Linked DNA regions of Homo sapiens: region 2 is linked to region 1. The links are chromatin contacts, found by Hi-C or POLR2A ChIA-PET in ENCODE. All regions are on one chromosome and are shown on one strand. The core of a region is the stretch at or near the end of the contact, and the rest is flanking DNA. Distances in the headings are between cores, read along the strand shown.

Region 1 (5,240 bases), core at 1,337-3,836:
GAAAAAGAACCAAAAGAATGAGAAGATTTTTAGTAGTCTAACCCACTTGATAGAGAACTACTGTGAGGACAGTAGTGAGCCCAAACTTTTTATTGAATACTCCTCATTAAAAAATTTAATGTTTCATATGTATATATACACACACATAAATTTTATACATGTTCTATTATACTGTGTAATTTATAAAATATATAAGGTATACAAAATAGAAATTTTTAAATGCTGAAATTAAAAATACAGAAATGAAAGCTCTAATTTTTTTTTAATCCAAAAGATTTTCCTACACTCCCTGGGATGAATTCTAGGTTGGACGACAGATTTTCAAGATTTTCCTTGCATCCTTAAGAAAAGTTAGAATAAATAGAAGACTTGGGCCCTTGAAGTTTAATTTGCTATTTGAAAACAATTCAGGTTTAATATAGCAAGTTAGCATATACATGTTTGAATGACTACATTTATGGTGTTATGAAGAAGTGCTTTCCGTTGTCTAAATAGCAGTTATGGAGAAAGAGTGCATTTGTTTGTAATATCTGATAAATTGGGCCCAGGATTGAGTTTATTTAATGAAATAAAAACTCAAAATAAACATTAATCTAGTAGTACAAACATCTAGTATTTACTATTAAATGATCACGATCAGTTATTATTGATAATAATCATAAGTAGGCTTTATGAAGGCATAATAGATTATTATCATTTTAACTAGATTACACACTTCTTAAAGAGAGCATCTTATAACCCTTTATTTTCCCAGTGTAGGCATAGCAAGGTGCTCACAAAAATGTTTACATTATTTCCCTTCAATGTATTTGCTCAGGCACTTGGGCAACTAGATCAAACCTGGTTTGCAACAAGTTTGATGAACCTGCTACCTGACATTTCTGTCCCTCACATGAAAACTTCCTGACATTCCTGTCCCTGACATGAAAGTTTCTCTTAATTCACAGTCAACTTAGCTACCACAGATTGGAACGTGAGGGGCTGAAATAGGCAAGGAGACAGCGTGAGGAGGAGGTTGCCTTAGAAATAGAGGATCAGCCTCATTATGTCTATTCGCCAGAAGGAAAAAAAAAAATTCCCCAGAAAGCCTTTCATCAAGGGAGGATCTAAACTCTAACACAGAACTGTTATCTATCCGCACATGAATTTCGGGGGAAGGAGGAGAAAGAGGGAGGTAATCGGTATAATTCACCCCCGAGGCTCTTTCCAGTTCCAAGACTGATTCAAAATTGGAGAGAATGGTGGAACCAACACACCAACATTCTGAACCCCTTCCACTCTCTCAACCAAGGAAGGAAGGAAGGAAGGAAGGAAGGAAGGAAGGAAGGAAGGAAGGAGATAAAGAGGGAGGAAGGGAGAGAGAGAGGGAGGGAGGGATTGGAGGGGAGGGGAGGGGAGGGGAGGAAGTAGGGAATGAGGGAAGGGAGAAGAGGGGAGAGGTGAAGGGAGGGAGGGAAAAGATAGAAAAAGATAAACCCTGGCCCTTTATGTCACTCTCCATTTCTGGGATGACCTAGTTCTGCCAAAAGAAGAACCCAGCAGCGGGGTGTGCCAGGACGAGGTACTATTCTCCACCTGAGACCCCACAGTAGCTAGAACAAAGCATTTCCTCTTCTCCACACCCCAACCCAACCCAACTGGCCTGAAATCATTTCACAAATTCTGGGGGACATCGAATCTCTGTCCTTGGCCTTGAGTAAACCCAGAAAAGTAGATGGGCCAAGAAATAGATTGGAAAAGTGGATCAGGCCCCGCGGCAGCAATTTAGATGGAGGGTAACGCAGGGGCGGGCAGGCGTGGAGTCTCGAGTTTATTCTCTATGACTGGGACACAGCTGGCTTTGAATAAGAACATTAAGTATACAGCACCATATTTTGGTCTTGAGCCCAGCCTCCAGCCCGTGGCACTCAGCCATTCGTCTCCGCCAGCCAGGCCCTGGCCCTGATTGCCGCGATGCAGGGAATGCCCATCAACTTGCAGTCACACCTGTTAGGTGTTTCTCCACTCAGTGCCTCCGCCCAGCAAGCGCCCCCCGCACGACCGGAGCCCCTGTGTTGAGTGGGCGCACCGGGAGGAAGAAGCAGGGCCGGGCCTTCCCGAGCAGACCCTGTGGGACTCGGTGCGGCGGGCGGGCGCGTGGGGGCGGCCTGAGAAGGCGGGAGAGGTCGAGGCAGGCGGAGAGGGGCATTGGCAGGGCGGGGGCAGGGCCGCCGCTGCTCGCGTTACGTTCCCAGAGCCTGCAGCGGAGGCGCGGGGCTAAGCAGCGGAGGGGATGGGGCTTCCACAAGCTTCTGCATTTCCCCTCACAGCCCCGGCGCCGCCTCCCCTGGCTGGGCCGCGGTGCCCGTTAGGCCGCGCAGGGTGAGAGCTAGAGCGGGCGCGGGCGGGCGGCACCTCGCCCGGGACTGGAAGGGAGGGCGCAGCGGGGCCACGGCGGGGGGATTCCGCTAGCCGGGCGGCCCGCGAGTCCCCTGAGTGCATCAGCCCCCGCTGCCGCGGGACCGCGGCCGGGACGGAGCTCCCTGCGCGCCCCCCGGGGGCCGGCAGCGGCCAGGAGGCGGCGCGGGGCTCGGCCGCTCGGCCCTGCAGCTCCGCGCACCCGGCAGCGGCGGCGGTGCAGCCTCGGGCGTTCGGACAGCCTCCGAGCCCATGGCGGGGAGCGACGTGGACAGCGAGGGCCCCGCACGGAGGGGCGGCGCGGCGCGGCGTCCGGGGGCCCCTGGCGGGCCAGGAAGCGAGGCGGCAGCCGGCTGCCCGGAGCCGCTGTCCACTGCTGAAGCGCCGGCTGAGAGCGCCACGCTGCCCGCCTGGATGCGCCTCTACTTCTACGGGATGCACGGGATCACCCTGGACGTGCTGGTGTCCTCGGCCCGGCGCTTCGCCCGCAGCCCGGACCTGCGGATGCTAGGCTTCTCCTCGCCCTACCGCTGCCTGCTGCACTCGCTCACCCATTTCGCCCTGGAGAAGGTGTACCTGCAGCAGCGGCGCTGTCCCAACGCCTTCGTCTTCAATTTCCTCCTCTACCCCTCGGCCCACGTGGGGCTGCAGACCCTAGCGGGCCAGGCGCTACTACTCAGCCTGGGCGGCGGGGCGGGGGTCGCGGTGGCGCCAGGGGCGCTGGACCTGGCGCTGCAGTACGTGCTGGCGCTCTACCACTGCCAAGTGTTCCTGAAGCGCTTCCTGCGCTTGCGGTACGGGCGACAGAGGCGGCGGCAGCAGCAACAGCAGCAGCAGCAGCAGCAGCAGCAGCGGAGGGGCGCGCTCCCCGTCCCTCCCGGCGCCCGGGTCCCTACTGCGGCCGGAGCCCGGCGGCGACGACCCCGTGGCCCCAGGGGCGCCGGGGGAGCCCCCAGCCAGGGGCTGCCCGACCTACCCCGCTTTCTTTTCTTCGGAATGCACGGCTTTCTGGATGAGATCTTCTTCACCTTCTTCTTCAACGTACTGGGGCAGGGGGACGGGACAACCAGCGGCCACACGTCGCTCTGGTCCTTCTTTATGTACGGCAGCTGCAGTTTCGTGGTGGAAAAGCTCTACTTCCACCTCCACTACAGCCGCGGTTGGGGCACTTGGAAGCGGGTGCCCATCTACGTGATCTTCATCTACGTGTGGGAGCTGTCCTGGGGTCTGGGACTCCGCACGTGCGGGGCTTGTTCCTGGGACTATTCTCACTACCCGCTCAATTTTATGGGCCTCATCACCCTGATGTATTTACCTGGCTGGATATTCCTTAGTGTGTACCAGGACCTAATTTCCAACGTGTTGTGGAGGGTGCAGTACGTACCAGCTAACTAAAACCAAAAAAGAAAGAAAGAAAAGGAAAAAGTCACTGGATTCCCACGAATGGATGCGATTTATTTTTACACATTTAAAATGAAGTGGGTTTTTTAGTCCTTTAATTTTTATACGCTTTACTAAACTCTTCCAAATTGTTTTATTCCACCTTTTAGTTTTTCTATTTGAAACCCGTGTATAATATACTTTGAAACACTACTCGAAACATAATTCAAAGTACTTTATTTGCCAATGTTTTAAAACATTTACAAGCCCAAACGTTTACACGCCCAAACAGCAAAACCGTTATACCTTAACATCAGAATGATGTAGTAGTGTTTACCCATCTGGCAACAGATGAGTGACAGCTACTAATTTTTTTTTTTTTGGCGGGGGGGGATCTTTAAATCAGAGACCAGTGATTTTTACAAGATTTGGCTAAATTTTCTGATTCAGTGATTTGTTTTACTTTCTTTTTAATCTAATTTCATTTTAATTCCTTGCCATATTTACCAATGACTGAAGAAACTCAATGTCTTGTACTCTTGAGACTACAGTTAATAGCTCTTAAAGTGCCTCCGTCTAGCACACAAGTGAAAAGAGGCTGAAAAATGTGAAAGCACGTTCTATGAACAGATTTTTAAATGAGAGGTCTTTTCTAGCAACTCACACAGGTGACACTGTGTTAAGATATTTGATCTCCATCCTGGAAATGATTGCTTTCCAATGTGGGTAAGCCTTAAACAGCAGGTGTGTTAACGTTGATCAGATCCTGTGTTATCTATGGCTGTAAATTTTTGTTACTGTGCAATAATGTAAAATGTTTACCTTACATAGCCGAGGGCCAAGTGAAATTATATCACCTTCCACAGTGTTCTAACTCCAAGGACCCTTTTCTACATGGAACTTCAAGGGCAGAAACATTACCTTTGAATAAAATGAACCTGAATGTTCACTCTAATTACATTAAGCCTAATTGTTTTCTGTGAATACAGATATGTTTTCATTATATTTCTGCCATGGCTGTTTTTCCTTCTGGGCCCAGAGTCCTTGGGCCAGGCTTGATGTGGTAATGTGCATTATAAATCAATGGTAGCTTTGTGGTGACTTACTGTTAATGTCTGCAAGCTCTGAAGTTAAATGAGATGATGTAAACCATTTTAAGAAATTCATGCCTAATTAATAATGTATTTTGATGTTGTTTGCTGTTTTATTACATGTATAAAAGAGTAGAATTCAGTGCAGCTCAGCCAGGGATGACGAATATCCTCTCAGTTTTTATTACAAAGACAATCAGGAAAATTTCATGTATAGAAATGAGTGGTTTTCTATTCAAATTATCAGCGAGCCTATGCTGTAAAAAGGGACTTTTTTCTGTTTTCAAAAAATGTTTGCTACAGGAGTAGAAAATAATTTAAATTTGATTAACTTAGACATAGTTATGAGTGTTATATATTTTAAACCACTAT
Region 2 (5,240 bases), core at 1,871-4,370, 730 kb before region 1:
GAGCTGAGAGTAGGTATTAGTATCCTTATTATACAGATGAGAAAATTGTGTTTCCAAAAATATAAATAATTGATATTTTTGGAAACACAATTTTATAAATAATTGATATTGACCTGGGCTCCAATAGAGTAGCTGGAGCTCTTTGGTTTTATTCATGGTCCGAATAAGTTAGAGAACCAGAACTTGGCAACCATCCAAGTAGGTAGGCATCATTGTTCAGGTTAAGGAAGGGACCACTCATGAATGAGATACCACCACAGACAAACACAGGTAGCTCCTCCTTCAGGCCTTTCCCCAGCCACTCTCCAAGCATGGTACCTGAGTTCTATAGCCCACCACTTTAAGAATGATGCCCAACTCTGGGCCAAGCATGTGTGAATTACAATGGAGCTTCTAAGGGAGCAGGTAAAGGGATTTTTCCCTGTTTAGCTTTGATTCCTTTCTGTGTAGTGATAGAGATTAGTGACACATTTATGTGGTCTAGAGTAAAAAGGATAGAAACATATCTTACATGTGTAACTTAAACTCTAAGCTAATGAGATGAGAAGGGAAGCTATATCACTGTTTCATTTTGGCAACTTATTTTTCCTGTTTCATTATTAATCCAGATTTCCCTCTTCTAAATTTTTTTTAAAGAAACAAGATACTACAGTTAGAGTAGAAGCTTCCTTCCATCCCATGACCATTCTTCTATTTCCTGAGGTGACTAATATTCTGAAGTTGATCTGTATTTATTCCATTCACATATTTTATATGATACACCATGTATGATTATCAAATTGTTTTATGTGCATTTTAAGAGCTACACAAATGGTAGCATTATATAGTTAACACATCAAGTTCTACGTTTTTCCCTTACATTTATGTTTCTGAGATTCAGTCTTGGTGATACACATAAGCCTAGTTTGTCCTTTTTATGAGTATACAAGAAAATATAAATTCAGTGAGAGCAGAACTTTATTTTATTCACTGCTCTGACCTAAGTAACTTGAGCAGAATATTTCTTTAATGAAGTAGTGAATTTGAGAGAATGAGTTAGTGTATATAAATGAATGAATTAATGTACAAATGAATGTGTGCTATTAGCTTATATTTTTTCCTATTTCTGGCTTTGTCTGATTTTGACATTAAGGTTATTCTGCCTTCACAAAATGAACTGAGTAGCTTTAAAACATTTTGTATAAATGTATATTTATTCCGCAGGATATGCTAAGGTCTAGCACTTTCCTCTGGGTAGATCTTGATGAATGATTTGATTTCTTTAATGTTATAGTTCGATTACAGTTTCTGAAAATTTTCTTCTTGAACTATTTTTGGTAGTTTATGTTTTTCTATACAATTATTCCTGTTGTCTCCATTTTTAGATTTAATGGTGTATTAGTTTACTATTGCTACTGCAACAAATAACCATAAATTTTGTGGCTTAAAACAACACACATTCATTATCTTACAGTTATGGAGGTCAGAAGTCTCAAATGGGCTAGTAGATCCTTTTTTATGCCCATTCTAGCTTCCAGAGATTGCCCACATCACTTGGCTTGTGTTTGTTTTTACTCTGACCCTCCTGCCTCTCATTTGTAAGGGCTCTTGTGATTATAGTGTACCCACCTGGATAATCACGATACTCTCCCCATCTCAAGAGTCTTAGCTGAATTGCATTGGCAAAATCCCTTTTGCTCTGTAAGGTAACATACTCACAGGTATTAGGAATTAGGATTCGGACATTTTTTTGGGGGGGCATTATTCTATTTACCACAATTGGTATCATATGTTCCATTGTGTTTTCTCCTGCCTCTCTAGATGTGTTGCTTTAAAAAAATTCAGGCCGGGTGTGATGGCTCACGCCTGTAATGCCAGCGCTTTGGGAGGCCGAGGCGGGCGGATCACGAGGTCAGGAGCTCAAGACCAGCCTGGCCAACATAGTGAAACCCCGTCTCTGCTAAAAATACAAAAAAAATTAGCCGGGCATGGTGGCGGGTGCCTGTAGTCTCAGCTACTTGGGAGGCTGAGGCAGGAGAATCGCTTGAACCCGGGGAGGCGGAGGTTGCAGTGAGTCGAGATCGCACCACTGCACTCCAGCCTGGGCGACACAGCAAGACTCTGTTTAAAAAAAAAATTCAGAATGTGTTTATTTCTTCCTCTATCATTTTCTCTTCATTAATTTGTCTATTTTATTAGCTATGCCCTGACAGTTTTGACAGGGTTGTGGGATATAGTAGAAAGGTTGGAAAGGCATGGACAGCCGTGCTGGGAGTGCTGTTCGAGTAATTTTCTGCCTCCAGTCATTTCCCACTACTTCATCAAATACAACTACCTCACTATGCTCTGGGTGGTACGAAGTAACCCATGGTAGGATGCTTCCCAACTCAGTGTTAAAGGTAATGGTGCATCCTGAGCTTTCTCGCTCTGCATCTCAATCCTGGAACTGGTAATTCTCTATGACTGACACCTCTGAGCTCCCATTCTCTCCTATCTCTAGGGAATACCTGAGGAGGTGAGGTTTCACCTTCTTACTCCCCGCGGCCCAACCCCCGTCCGCCCCTCCCCCGCCCCGCCCCTCGCCCCCCAGAGCTGAGACCTGGGCATGCGCATCAGCCGCAACAGATTGGAGGGGACCCTGCTGCTCACTCCCCTGCTACCCTCCTCTCTTCCCTCCCCCGACCGCTCTCATATTCCCGTTCCCACCCCCACCCCCCACTCCCGCCCCGCACCCGCCCCTAGCCCGGGCTCGGGGACCTGTCAGGCTGGTTTCGACAGCTGGGGAATTAACCTGTCCCGCCCATCCCTAGCCTCGAGCCGCGCAGGCTCCGCGCCTCCGCCCTTGTTCCCTCCCAGCTCCTCCGAGTGGAAGCCGCTACAAATGGCTTGAATGAAACGTGTGTGGGTTTAGTGAGTGGTGAACCACCAGGGGATCCCGTCTCCCCACAAACCAGTATCTCTCCGAGGAGGAGGCGAAGGAGTGGGAGGAGGCAACGAGCCGAGAGTCGAGCTTCGCGGGCGCGCGCAGCGGCTGGAGCGCGGGGGCGAGGCCGGGCCACCTCCCCTTCCCGGCCGCGCACTGCCTGGCCCGCGGCGGTTCCAGGCACCACCCTTCCCGTCCGGGCTGAGCCCGCTGTGGCAGTGACTAGCTCCCGCGGCTAGCGGCACTGTCCACCGACGAGCGGCGCCCTCTTCTCCCCCTTCTCCCCACGATTTCCTTCTCTGCGGCGGCACGCCGTCCAGCAGCCTGCTTCGCCCCGTCGTCAACTTTGAGCTGGAGGAGAAGCAACTTTGGCAGTGGCCGCGGGGTTGGAATCCCGCTTCTCCTCGGCAGCAGTAGGCTCGCAAGTCGCTGGGGTTAGGTGGGGCAAGAGTTTCGCCGGCGCATCAGCGCTGCTTCGGACTGTTTGCAACGTGTTTCCAGCGAGCTGGGAGCGGGGTTGTGACTGCGAGTCGTCTGGGGGAGGGGGACTTGTTTTTCTTTTCCTCTAGAGACCTCGGCTTGCAACTGGATCAAACGCTGTCGAAAGGATGTAAATAGGCAGAGCAACTGTTACCAAGAAGGCCACCACCCCCACCCAAAGGCAGTGAGGAGTGTGGGGCTTCGTCTGGGCTCCCCCGAGTCTCAACAGTAATCAACAGTCAGGTGTTGATTGCAACTTTTCAAGGTCAGCCACCGGGAGTAGCCTATTCCCTCTAGGAACCTTGGAGGGCATACCTTGCTGGGACTCAACTTGGCTGAGAAATGCACAAGATGCCAAAGGAGGAAGGATTATAGGGGGCGTGTGTGTGACCCCCAAGACCGATCTTCCGCTATCACCCTAATCTCCGGTTCCCCGCTACCCGGGCGGGGGTGAGTATGTGACATGTGCCTAACTCTCAGCAGCAACTTCGGCAGCAGGTGTCGATCCTAACTAAGCAGGAGCTGCGGCTGCCGGGTGTGCCCTCACCAAGCCATGCGAGCCCCGGGCGCGCTTCTCGCCCGCATGTCGCGGCTACTGCTTCTGCTACTGCTCAAGGTGTCTGCCTCTTCTGCCCTCGGGGTCGCCCCTGCGTCCAGAAACGAAACTTGTCTGGGGGAGAGCTGTGCACCTACAGTGATCCAGCGCCGCGGCAGGGACGCCTGGGGACCGGGAAATTCTGCAAGAGACGTTCTGCGAGCCCGAGCACCCAGGGAGGAGCAGGGGGCAGCGTTTCTTGCGGGACCCTCCTGGGACCTGCCGGCGGCCCCGGGCCGTGACCCGGCTGCAGGCAGAGGGGCGGAGGCGTCGGCAGCCGGACCCCCGGGACCTCCAACCAGGCCACCTGGCCCCTGGAGGTGGAAAGGTGCTCGGGGTCAGGAGCCTTCTGAAACTTTGGGGAGAGGGAACCCCACGGCCCTCCAGCTCTTCCTTCAGATCTCAGAGGAGGAAGAGAAGGGTCCCAGAGGCGCTGGCATTTCCGGGCGTAGCCAGGAGCAGAGTGTGAAGACAGTCCCCGGAGCCAGCGATCTTTTTTACTGGCCAAGGAGAGCCGGGAAACTCCAGGGTTCCCACCACAAGCCCCTGTCCAAGACGGCCAATGGACTGGCGGGGCACGAAGGGTGGACAATTGCACTCCCGGGCCGGGCGCTGGCCCAGAATGGATCCTTGGGTGAAGGAATCCATGAGCCTGGGGGTCCCCGCCGGGGAAACAGCACGAACCGGCGTGTGAGACTGAAGAACCCCTTCTACCCGCTGACCCAGGAGTCCTATGGAGCCTACGCGGTCATGTGTCTGTCCGTGGTGATCTTCGGGACCGGCATCATTGGCAACCTGGCGGTGATGTGCATCGTGTGCCACAACTACTACATGCGGAGCATCTCCAACTCCCTCTTGGCCAACCTGGCCTTCTGGGACTTTCTCATCATCTTCTTCTGCCTTCCGCTGGTCATCTTCCACGAGCTGACCAAGAAGTGGCTGCTGGAGGACTTCTCCTGCAAGATCGTGCCCTATATAGAGGTAATGCCTTCCAGGGGCTCTCAAGCTAGTGGCTTTATCTGTTTTCGGGATTATAGCATCAGAGAACTGCTGCTGGATGCACCTATCTAGCTGAACGCCTTTCCTTTTTATCTGGGGCCCTCTTTCATTTCTCTTTCCAATCATTTATGCATGTATGTATATACAAAAAGAGGCAGCTTCGCGAAATCACCTTCAAATTCATCTGCTCCTGGGCTGTAAAAAAAGGATGATCTCACAATATACAGAATTGTTTGGAGTATAAATCTATCTCCCTGAATATGG

Evidence for each region. A loop is a pair of places that touch in the nucleus more often than their neighbours do. ChIA-PET counts read pairs that join two places held with the same protein, here RNA polymerase II (POLR2A). Pooled maps may share reads with other maps.
Region 2: a pooled map shows a loop between it and region 1 (4-fold over the local background). The contact joins the promoter of GPR37 here to the promoter of TMEM229A in region 1. A Hi-C loop is called at or near these places in 2 of 50 pooled maps. POLR2A ChIA-PET finds 5 or more read pairs at or near these places in 2 of 52 experiments (BJ and Panc1).

Annotation. Positions count from the first base shown.
Region 1 is chr7:124,030,413-124,035,652 of GRCh38, reverse strand. It overlaps TMEM229A (transmembrane protein 229A), which reads left to right and starts at 2,586. Exons shown (of 1, transcript NM_001136002.2): 1 at 2,586-4,732. The coding sequence starts at 2,650. The coding sequence ends at 3,792.
Region 2 is chr7:124,763,672-124,768,911 of GRCh38, reverse strand. GPR37 (G protein-coupled receptor 37) reads left to right here and starts at 3,120. Exons shown (of 2, transcript NM_005302.5): 1 at 3,120-4,958. The coding sequence starts at 3,936. RefSeq lists a silencer at 2,979-3,108.